Linked DNA regions of Homo sapiens: region 2 is linked to region 1. The links are chromatin contacts, found by Hi-C in ENCODE. All regions are on one chromosome and are shown on one strand. The core of a region is the stretch at or near the end of the contact, and the rest is flanking DNA. Distances in the headings are between cores, read along the strand shown.

The links. Hi-C counts contacts between places; a loop is a spot of excess contacts on that map. Pooled maps may share reads with other maps.
Region 2: a map of ascending aorta shows a loop between it and region 1 (4-fold over the local background). The contact joins the promoter of CD63 here to the promoter of HDAC7 in region 1. A Hi-C loop is called at or near these places in 2 of 168 maps with a recorded cell type or tissue (ascending aorta and esophagus muscularis mucosa) and 6 of 50 pooled maps.

The regions. Positions count from the first base shown.
Region 1 is chr12:47,817,129-47,821,991 of GRCh38, forward strand. HDAC7 (histone deacetylase 7) reads right to left here and starts at 2,775. Exons shown (of 26, transcript NM_015401.5): 1 at 2,639-2,775. The coding sequence starts at 2,657. RefSeq lists enhancers at 1-79, 326-986, 1,704-2,277, 3,616-4,537 and silencers at 2,186-2,495, 2,506-2,585, 2,726-3,065.
Region 2 is chr12:55,727,759-55,733,441 of GRCh38, forward strand. CD63 (CD63 molecule) reads right to left here and starts at 1,251. Exons shown (of 8, transcript NM_001780.6): 1 at 1,195-1,251; 2 at 518-594. The coding sequence starts at 583. It overlaps CD63-AS1 (CD63 antisense RNA 1), which reads left to right and starts at 1,336. Exons shown (of 2, transcript NR_183514.1): 1 at 1,336-1,597; 2 at 1,904-3,094. RefSeq lists silencers at 648-947, 1,218-1,597 and an enhancer at 1,077-1,683.

The DNA of each region.
Region 1 (4,863 bases), core at 1,525-4,024:
CCCGGCAGGGTCACCTGCTGACCGGGCTTCCTGCTGTGTTGCCCACCCCCAGCTCACTGCTCTCACAGCCTCCTTCTCCAGCCTTGGCCTGGGCCTCCTCACCAAGGCTCTCCTTCCTGCCTCCCCAGAGCTGGGAGAAGCAGTCTTAAGCAGAAACTCTGCCCCTCCGTGGTTCCAAACAACAACATCGAGGATGGCCCAGAGCTGAGCCCCCCACTCCTAATCCTTACCAACCCCTCCTCACCATCACCACAGGAAATCAAAGCTTCCTGCCCCAAAGGAAGTGCCCCATCTAGTGAACAAATCCAACACACACAAATGCACAGTCCTGGGAGCCTCCGGGAGGACAGATGCCCTCCCGCTAGCCCCAGACTTTATTCAGGCCCTGCTTCCAGCAATACCCCACACCCCACTGGAGGCCTCAGTCCGAAGTCTAACTGAGGGCAGGCCAGGGAGAGCCAAGCTGTGGAGGGTGGGCCAGCAGAATGGGCACTGGCAGAGTGAGAAGGCCTGGTTCTGGCCCCCTCCGCCTGCCATTCCCTGGCTGTGTGACCCTGGGCCTTGCATTAGCTCACCTTCTCTCAGGCCCCTGCCGACTTCAAAATTACCAGCCCTTAATGAAAGGCCAGGAGAAAGAAGGCAAAGAGGAGATGGGGTTCCACAGGCTTCTGTCTTCCAAGTCCTTGGGCATGCTTGCCCACAGCTACCAGAGGGTCCCCACTCCCTACCCCATCACACATGAGTTTCTCTCTTGCTCAAGGGTTTTATATCAGAATTGAGAAAGTTCCAGCTTCCATGCCAAGAGGCCACCAAGGACTAAAGCTGAGGTCCATTATCCCTAAGCAAACTGGAGGGGGTGGATAATAGCACAGTACCTTCATTCTCCTCTCCATAGTCAACCTCTTCTGCTCTGCTCTGAGAAGTGTGCTTGGAATTTTCTCCCCATTTTACTGATGGGGAAACTGAACTTCAGTGTCAAAGTGGAGTGAACAGCTTAGACATGCAAACTTCCCTGCCCCAAAACCCACTGTAAGACCCGGTGGCCACAGAGACACCCGCCGAATAAGGGACACAGAGGCCTCTGGAGAACACTGCACCAGGACCATTCCAGGTGCAACATCAGGAGGCAGCTCTGAGCTTGCCTCTGAGCCTGGCCCTGCTGGGCAAGGAGGGACATCAGGGGACTAAAGGCAGAGGACCAGTCCCAATAGGTCCAAGACCTGGTTCCAGTCTAGGTTCACTGGGCTGGGTACCACTCACTGGGACTACTCTGTGCCTTAGTTTCCCTCAGAAATGACTGCAGAGAAGAAGAAAATGACTTAATAACCCATGGGTAGCGGCAGCCTAGCAGCCTATGGAGTCCTGGGAGGGGGAAAGGGCCGCCAAAGCGTCTCATTGGAGGGCAGGGACCTGAGTCACAGTCTCCTGCCAGCCCTATAGCTGAATAGGGGTCCTGAGGAAGGTCCCACAGGTCCAGATGCAAGTCCAGGGAACAGGCTGAGAAGTTGATCTTGAGCTCCCAGCAGGGCCGCTGAGGGCCGATGCCCCATTCTCACCCTAGAAAGCGGCAGGCAGAGCTGGGCCTCAGGCAGATGTTGCCTAGGGGAGTGGGCAGGGAGCGTTGGCAGCGAGACAGCCAGTGTCCAGATGCAGGGGGAGGCCTTTGGGTGCGCAAGACAGCCAGCGGGGAGAAGGAGTGAGGAGCAGCCGTGGCTGGGGAGGTCAGACCCAAACGGGCAGCCACAGCGGGAAGCAATGGGGGTGGGGCACTGGGTGGCCTGCGGGCCCCAGAGGGCTCTCTCCTGGCCCACAGGCCTAGAAACTCTGGTCGTGGGAACCCAGCCCATCCGCCAAATTTGCCGCCTGCTCTCACACTCCCCAACACCAACAGACCCCAGGCCTGGGGGGTGCACATCCTGTCCCCCACCCCTCACACAGCCTGCGGCGCCCCGCTTCCCGCGCCGCTGCCGGCATTGACCTCCACAGCTCACCAGGGCACAGGTGTCTCTTCACCCTGATGGGTGAGCAAGGATGGGGGGCAATGCTCAGAGAAACCTCCCAGCCAGAGACCCCTCCAAGGGACCTCTTTCCCCGCCGAAGGATCTGAGTAGGGCCCTGCCCGGCTCCACGGGATGGGGGCGCTGATGTCCAGCCCCACAAAGCCCAGCCCCAACTCAGTGGGTCCTGCCCTTTGCCCTCGCGCTTCCAAACCTTCCGCCCCGGAGCACCGCCCCCTCGCCGGGCCACCGCGGCCGTCCCTCCCTCCCCGGTCCCTCGGCTCGTCCTCCCCGGGAACAGGGGTGATGGGACGTGGGGCCCGCACACCGGCGGCCGGGGCCTCCAACTCCCTCCCTTGGGCCTGTAGCTGCCCCGGGGCGGGCGGATGTGGGCGCCCCGCGGGAGGCCCGAGCCCTCCGGCCCCCGGAACCAGCTCCGACCCGGAGCCTGCCAGAGCCCCGCGGAGCCGGGCGGGACAGGCGCGGTCGGGGGGCGCAAGCCGGGCTGGGCCCGCGGGGCTGGCGGGAGCCCGAGCCGGAGCCGGAGCCGGAGCCGGGGCCAGGGCCGGAGGCCGAGCCTGGGCGGGCGACGCTGGGTGCCGCGCGCAGGGCGGGGCGGGGGGCGGCCGCCCAGTACTCACCAGCGCCGGGGCTGTGCATCCAGGGGCCGGGGCCCTCAGAGCGGGGGGCTCATGGCGGGGCGGGGGGCTGGGGCGCCGGCCTCACATCCCCCCAGTCGCCGGAGGCTGCAGAGCGACTGTGAGACGGCGAGAGGAAGGGAGGGGGCCGGGAGGGGGAGGGCCCTGGCAGCCCGGCCGGCCGGGTAGGATGACAATGGAAGGAAATGCTTTATCTGAGTCTGAGAGCGGGCCAAGGGGGAGGGGAGGGAGGGGGCAGGCGCTCGCGGCCCTGGGACACACCACCCCGGCAGACACTGCACCGCGCGGCGCACAGGCGGGCCGCAGACACCGCGCGCGGCCAGATCGCGGCGGGGCGCGGCGCACTGCCGGGGAGGCAGCGCCGAACCCGGAACGCCGGCCGCGGCTCCGAGCCCCAGCCGCCGCGAGGCGCTCCGAGCCGTGCACAATTCCCGGAAACCCAGCTACCTGGGCGCACGCACCCTCGCATACACAACGTACACGAGCACGCATCCATGTTTACAAGGGGCAGAATCATTTACACAGCACACACTGGGGCTTCGGGGTGGACCCCCGTGCACACACTACATACCCGTACAGCCCACAAGCACGCAGCCACACGCGGGCACAGTGGGACACGCGTGGTGTCCCATGTCCCATACAAGGAATCCCAGACGGACACCCCCCACCACACACACACACACATAAGCACGACTTGCCTCAGGAAAGTTCCAGGATCTGATTTGAATCACTGCCCAGCCCTCCCCCACTGGCACCCCCACACACACACCATGCCTGCTGAGGGGAACGGAAGGGTCCAGCCTGTTCCTATTAAAAGAAAAAGGGTGTGGGGGTGGTGCAGATTTTGAAAGTTTTCTTTTTTTAAAGAAATTTCTCAAGGGACTTCCTTCCCTCCTCTCCTCTTCCTCTCTTCCTCCCATTCCTCTCCCTCCACAACCCCCCTCTTTCCCCCTCCCGGTCCCTATGAGTCAAACTTCAGCAATGTGCCCAGTGTCCCCCAGTGCATTACAGCGGATCACAGAAATGTTCCAGTCTGTGAGTCGGAATGCAGCCGCCTCCAGCCCTCCCTCAGCTAATAAACTCAGCTCAGGGCCGGCTTTAGGCAGTGGCCCTCCCTGCCTCTCCCTCCGCTTTTAGCTGGAGAGAAGGTCAGATTCAGGGGTCAGGGGCTAAGGACCTCGCCATTGTGCTTCCTGGGCTAGCCGGTCAGCCGTGTCTGCCTCCAGCAATCTGGAGCTGCTCCTAGGAAGGGGAGAGGTCCACCACGCAGGAACACTGGGCTCTCTGCAGCGTGAGGCGCCACCATTGTAAACCAAGGAGCAGCTTCCCCTGACCCCATTCTATCTCCCGCAATCCTAAGAAACCCCAAGAATCCAGAGAAGGAAAAATTGAGGCAGCCCCAGAGGTGGAGTCATGTCTGATTGGAAGCAAGAGCCCACAGTGGCCTAGGAGGGCTTGGCCATGCTGGCGGTGAACTTCAAACCATAGATTCTATTCCCTTCCCTCAGGCACAGCTCGGGACTCACTATCTGTTGCTACCGGCATATTCAGCGTGGGACTTCTTACTTCAGCCCCTTTCCTTGTCCCAGTTCTCCTTCGGCAGGCAGATCCAACCCCTCTGCGCTTGTTAACTTACCCTCCCAAAAGCCTTTCCTGGCATTCAAGTCCTCCTACAACCTGGCACCACACTCCATACACATCCCTGCCCAGTGCCTCCTGGTACTTAGGGCTCAGTAGTGTTAGTCACTATTATTACTATCATTATTTCTGCCAGACTGGGCTGCTAGCTGCTTCCCATCCTGTCCTCACGCTTCCACACTCCCTTGCCTTCGCTCATCATGCTGCCTCCAAAAGAAATGTCCTCCCAGCCCCTTTCTCCTTCTGTTGAAATCTTTCCAATCCTCAAGACCCACTCCCTATCTAGTGGGAGGGAGGGAGGGAGGGAAGGAAGGAAGGAAGGAAGGAAGGACTGGAAGAAAAAGAAAGTGGCATACCACTTTCTCCGGGAGGCTTTCCCGGATTCCCATAGCCAAGAGGAATTCTTCCCTGAACTGTGTGGTCTTTATACATTGACCTTCGCCCACCTAGTCTACTTGTCTCAACTCTCTTCCTTCCAAGAGCATTCAAGAGTGGATATCCCTGAGTCCAGCTACTGCCTTGGTCATGGGTGCATTTCTTGTAGTGTCTTGCACAGAATTCAAACTTGA
Region 2 (5,683 bases), core at 1-2,500, 7.9 Mb after region 1:
GGAAAAGGGAGCAAGAGTGATGTGTCCCTCCCTAGACAAACAGTAGCCTCTCAAGCCAGGAGCCCAGGGCAGGAGCAAATTGAAGTGGGCAGAGCCCTTCCTCACCCCCAAGCGCTGGGAGGAGGGAAAGGGGGAGAGGGGCTGGACAGGGATGAGAGGGTTGGGGAGGGAGAGAGGGGAGAAGGGAGAGCGAAGGGAAGCCCCATGGCGATAGCATCAGGCGGTTGGCTGGTTGCCCCACTGCCCCATATCACAAGTGGTTGGGTCACCAGACAGGAAGGGCCAGGAGGGATGGGGGTAGGGGTTGCTGCACACCCAGGATGGCCATTCTCGGTGGAAACAAGCCTCAGGTGTCCAGGAAAACTGGAGGAGGGAGTGGCTGCGCTGTCTTTCCCTGGCTTTCTTTCCACATCTGGTCTCCAGCTGCCTTAATTCTCATTCCCTCAGCCCTCACCACTGTGGAGCCAGGTCTCCCCGCACCCTGCCGGCGCGCCCCCCAGGACCCCTCGCCACTCACGCAAAAGGCCAGCAGGAGGACGTAGAGCAAGAACTTCACACATTTCATTCCTCCTTCCACCGCCATGGCTGCCGGGCCTGGGGCAGAGGGGAGGGCGGGGGGATTAAAACTGGCCGAAGGGGGACCTCGGTTTCCGGGCTCCCGGCCGGCCCTCGAGGGCTTCCCTTCACGGCCCCGATTCCCGGCCCCTCCCACCCGGAAACCCGCGGTCGGATCCACGTCTCCCAGCCCCCTCTTTACCCGCAGGAGAGGGGTGGGGGCGACGGCCGCGAAGCCCGGACCCCGCCCCGCCGCCTCTGGGGCCCAGGACAGATCCAAGGGCGCCGGCAGGGGCTTGAGCCTGACGCCGACCCTCGGCCCGCCAGTCTCCGGGCGTCAAACACCCTTTCCCCACCCAACACCCAGCCTGGAGAAACGGTCTTCAGCCCAACCCCGACCCCCGCCCCAGCCCCTTTCCCCTGGGCTCTGACCTCCCCGCCCACCAAAAAAAAAAAAAGTGCAGCCAGCACCCCCGCCACACCCTGCCCGGGCCCAGGGAACTTCGAAGCAAAGTTGCTCCAGGGCGGCTGGAGAGCGCCGGACGAGTCTCCGCGGGCCTGGGGCGAGCCCTGGAGGAAGGGACTGCGGGTGGTCTCTCCCAGCCCGCGCCGAAGTCCGCCGGGTCCCCGCGGCCTCACCTGGGCTTCCCAAGGCTGGCTGCGCGTTCCTCTCCCGCCGCGGCTCCGGGGCTCTCTAGCTGCGCCCCCCGGCTCCCGCCCCGCCTGCCGCGCGGCCCCGCCCCGGGCTCCAGCCACGGTCCCCTCCCCCGCCGAGTGGCCGCCGGCCTCCCTCATGTGACGCGGTAACAGCTGCGGCCTGAGTCACTGGGCCCGGCGCGGGGTGGGCCGAGCCCCCCGCCCGGCCAGGGCCACGTGGCCCCTACCCGGAAGAAGGCGCCCACCCCCGCAAAGGGAAAGCCGCAAGGGCAAGACCTCGGGGCGCCTGGGGCCCCCCTCTGGCGCTATACCTCCGTGCCAACTCGGGGTAGGAGAGCGGGGCGGAGCGCAGCCTGGGTCACTCTGGTTCAGAGAAGCGGACGAGGTGGGTGAGAGTTACCCTCTGAGCGCCGGGGCGGAGAGCTGAGGCCGGGTGACAATGTGGTCTGTGAGGTTTCCCCATCCTACCGTAGGGGATGAGCCAGCTCTCTCCTCTGGCTCCAACTCTGTGCAAGCCCCCTCCCCATCCGACTGTGCAGACAGCTGGGGACTGCCTGGGGTCGGGTGGGGCCAGAACAAACACTTCCAGAAAGTCCCTGGCTCACATCCTGGGTGTCTCCCAACATTCTACAGCATTCTAGAGTGGGGATTTCTGGCCCCCCTCTATTAGCACAGCTTCTCCATTTTCCAGGGATCCTAGTCTGAGAAAAGGGGAGGAAGCCCTTCCCCGAAGCCACGCTACCCAGTCAATCAAGACACGTCCGCGTCGGGTCCCGCCCTCTGGGGGAGGATTGACAAGGTCTGTGCTTCCAGCCTCCCAGACAGCTCCTGCATCCGTCTGTGATAGCGAGGGCTTGGGGGAAGACACGAAGGCAGGAGAGGCTTACATCCTCTGGATTTCCCCGTCTTATCCCAGAAGACAAAGCCAGGTGAGGGCTGGAAGCGGGCTAGGGGGATCAAGCTGCCTCCCTCCCTTGTGTGCCAGGGGTGGTCCCCAGAAGGAGCTGATCTGAACAGGCCGGAGAGTAGGACCGGCCGTCACACCCCCACACCTCCAGCCTCGGCCCCACTCCTTGGGCTCTTAAGGTCCTGCCTCAAGAACCACTTCCTGAGTCTTAGTGTATGTGTGTACACAAAGAATGAAAGAAGTCTCTAGAGCTAAAGGAAGGAGATCCGGGCTGGGCTGAGAAGCATCTTCCAGGATCACGGCCTTCCCGCGGGACACACCAAGCCCATTCCGGATCTTGCTCTTCCTGACCATGGCTGGCAGGCTGTGGAGGAGGAGCGGAGAGCAGAAGAAAGGAGTATTCATCAGGTTCCTTATTGTGCTGCCACTAGATGCCAGGCATGTGCTAGGCTTGGGGGCTGCAAGGAGAGGAAGACAGCGGCCCTGCCCTCTGCTAGCAGGCAGAACCGAGTTCTGGCCACACTGTGAAGAAAGGCAGAAGCCTGCGGTGGCAGCTGGTTAAGCTCAGAGGGAGGGAAAGGGAGAGGAGAATGGATTTCACGGAGCAGAAGGATGTGCTCAAGGTGACCTTGGAGAATAAAGGGGAGAGCTCCAGGGACAGAGAAGCAGTCGACTGTGGAAAAAAAAGGAGCATTTTGTAAAGTACATGGCAGGTTGGGGTTGGCTGGCTCAAAGGGCTTGGGACGGATGTGGTGAGATGGGCTGAAGGTGGTCTGAAGATCAAGATTGAGAGACTAGATACATAACAACCAACTGCAATGTTTGGTCCTTCATTGAATGGTTGAACAAACCAGCTGTGAAAGACATTTTGGGACATACAGACATGGACTGAGAATTAGACATAAGAAAATTATTTTGTTAACTGTTATCATGGTTAACAAAACGGTCATATAATATGATTATGTAGAGAAGTTACTCTAGTTTTTCCTCTTTTTTTTTCTTTATTCTCCTATCAGCCAATGCATTTGTTACAGGAAAGGGGTCCCAATCCAGACCACAAGAGAGGGTTCTTGGATCTCATGCAAGAAAGATTCAGGGCGAGTCGCAGTGCAAAGTATAAGCAAGTTTATTAAGAAAGTAAAGTGGTGAAACAACAGCTGCTCCATAGACAGAGTAGGATGTTCCCCAAAGTAAGAGGAGGGGCTAGGCGCAGTGGCTCACCACACCTGTAATCCCAGCATTTTGGGAGGCCTAGGCAGGTGGATCACCTGAGGTCAGGAGTTCGAGACCAGCCTGGCCAACACGGTGAAACCCCGTCTCTACTAAAAATACAAAAAGTAGCTGGGCACAATGATGTGTGCCTGTAGTCCCAGCTACTCAGGAGGCTGAGGCAGGAGAATCACTTGAACCCAGGAGGCAGAGGTTGCAGTGAGCAGAGATCGTGTTGCTGCATGCCATCCTGGGCAACAAGAGTGAAACTCCGTCTCTCTTTTTTTTTTTTTTTTTTTTGAGACGGAGTCTCGCTCTGTCACCAGGGTGGAGTGCAGTGGTGCCATCTTGGCTCACTGCAACCTCCGCCTCCCGTGTTCAAGTGATTCTCCTGCCTCAGCCTCCCAAGTAGCTGGGACTACAGGCACGCACCACTACGCCCAGCTAATTTTTGTGTTTTTAGTAGAGATGGGGTTTCACCATATTGGCCAGGATGGTCTCCATCTATTGACCTCGTGATCCGCCCCCTCAGCCTTCCAAAGTGCTGGGATTACAGGCGTGAGCCACTGTGCCCGGCAAAACTCTGTCTCAAAAAAAAAAAGTAAGAGGAGGAACACATTCACCCTCGGTATAATGCTTGTATATATGGAGAGATGTGCTCTGCTACAAAAGTTTGTGATAAAGGATTAATTTTCTTAATTACTGTATTTTGTAAGAATCGATATTATCTTTTTTATTATTATTAATTTGTTTCCTTAACCATAAACATCTAGGTTTTTTGTTTTTGTTTTTGTTTTTGAGATGGAGTTTTGCTCTTGTTGCCCAGGCTGGAGTGCAGTGGCACAACTCACCACAACCTCTGCCTCCCAGGTTCAAGAGATTCTCCTGCCTCAGCCTCCTGAGTAGCCGGGATTACAGGCATGCGCCACCATGCCTGGATAATTTTGTATTTTTAGTAGAGCCGATATTGTGCCATTGCACTCCAGCCTGGGCAACAGAGCGAGACTCTGTCTCAAAGAAAAAGAAAGAAAGATGAAAATGTTGTGGAGATGGATGGTGCTGATGGTTGCACAATGTGTATGTACTCAATGTCCCTGAATTTTATGTTATATATATTTTACTACACACATACACACAAAGAATGGCCCACTTCTACAGCCTGGAAAGTTGACACAGAGCTCCATGTGTTTGCTGGGGTGCAGGATAGAGGGGCCTCTTAGTGGGAAGTGGCTGATCTCAGACCTGGCCCTTCACATCCTTCAGATCCCCCAGCACCTGTTCCAAGTGCCTGACATCCAGATATGCCACCAAGCCGTCCTGGCTGGCCCAGGCTGCTGCCTCTTGGTTGCCTGGCACCAGTTGGTGGTAGGTGTGCTGAGGCGGGGACCCTTGTCCCTCCACACCAAGCAAAGCCAGCTTTCCCTCCAGCTTCACCACGCCTCCACCTAGGCCCAGCGACACAGCATGGGGGCCACAGATGTCTCAAGCAAACCTGCAGCCTTCTGAGAGCATGTAGGCATCAGCCAGACCCAGTGCCATGCACAGCAGCTTGTAGCCTGCATCTAAGCACAGGAAAGGGTGAGGGGATATGAGGAGGGTGAGGGGATATGAGGAAGGTGAGGAAGAAAGAAGGGATCCAGAATCAAGGGAAAAGAACAGTTGAGGAGAGTTGGGAGAGGGGTGAGGAAAAACCGGAAAGTGAGAGACATAGAGGAGGGTGGGAGGCATGGGGAAGGATGGGGGAAGAGGAGGCAAAAATACATGAAGGATCAATGCTTCTTGGGCTTCAGTTTAAAAAACATTTTCTTTAATTTTTGAAAAATAGGTGTAAGAGAGGAGTGGGGAGAGGGAAGAGGAAGAGATAGGGATGGGAGGGAAGAAGGAAACAAGGATGCATCATCAAAGCCATCCCCCCACTGGGAGGGTAAGGAGAGTGGTGGATAAAATTCAAGGTCCAGAGGTTGGGTCTGAAATGGGGGCCTGAAATTTAAGTCCAGAGGCCTCAGCTTTGGATAAGGATAGAGGCACGGTGCTTGATGGCATCTCTCAGATCGCAGGGTGAAGGAGGGGCTGCACCTGCGCGTTTGCAGGTCCTGCTGGCAGAAAAGCTCATAGACCATCCCGCAGGGCTCTCCAGAGAGTAGGTTATATGCCCCAGCACCAGCACTGAGTGCAGCCCCCAGGGGAGTACTGTGCACGGGCTCCATGGCGACATCACCACTATGTATTTACTGGTTGGTGGAGACTGGGGAACACAAAGGAGTCTCCAGGCCAGGCGCGGTGGCTCACGCCTATAATCCTAGCACTTTGGGAGGCCGAGGCGGGTGGATCACCTGAGGTCAAGAGTTTGAGACC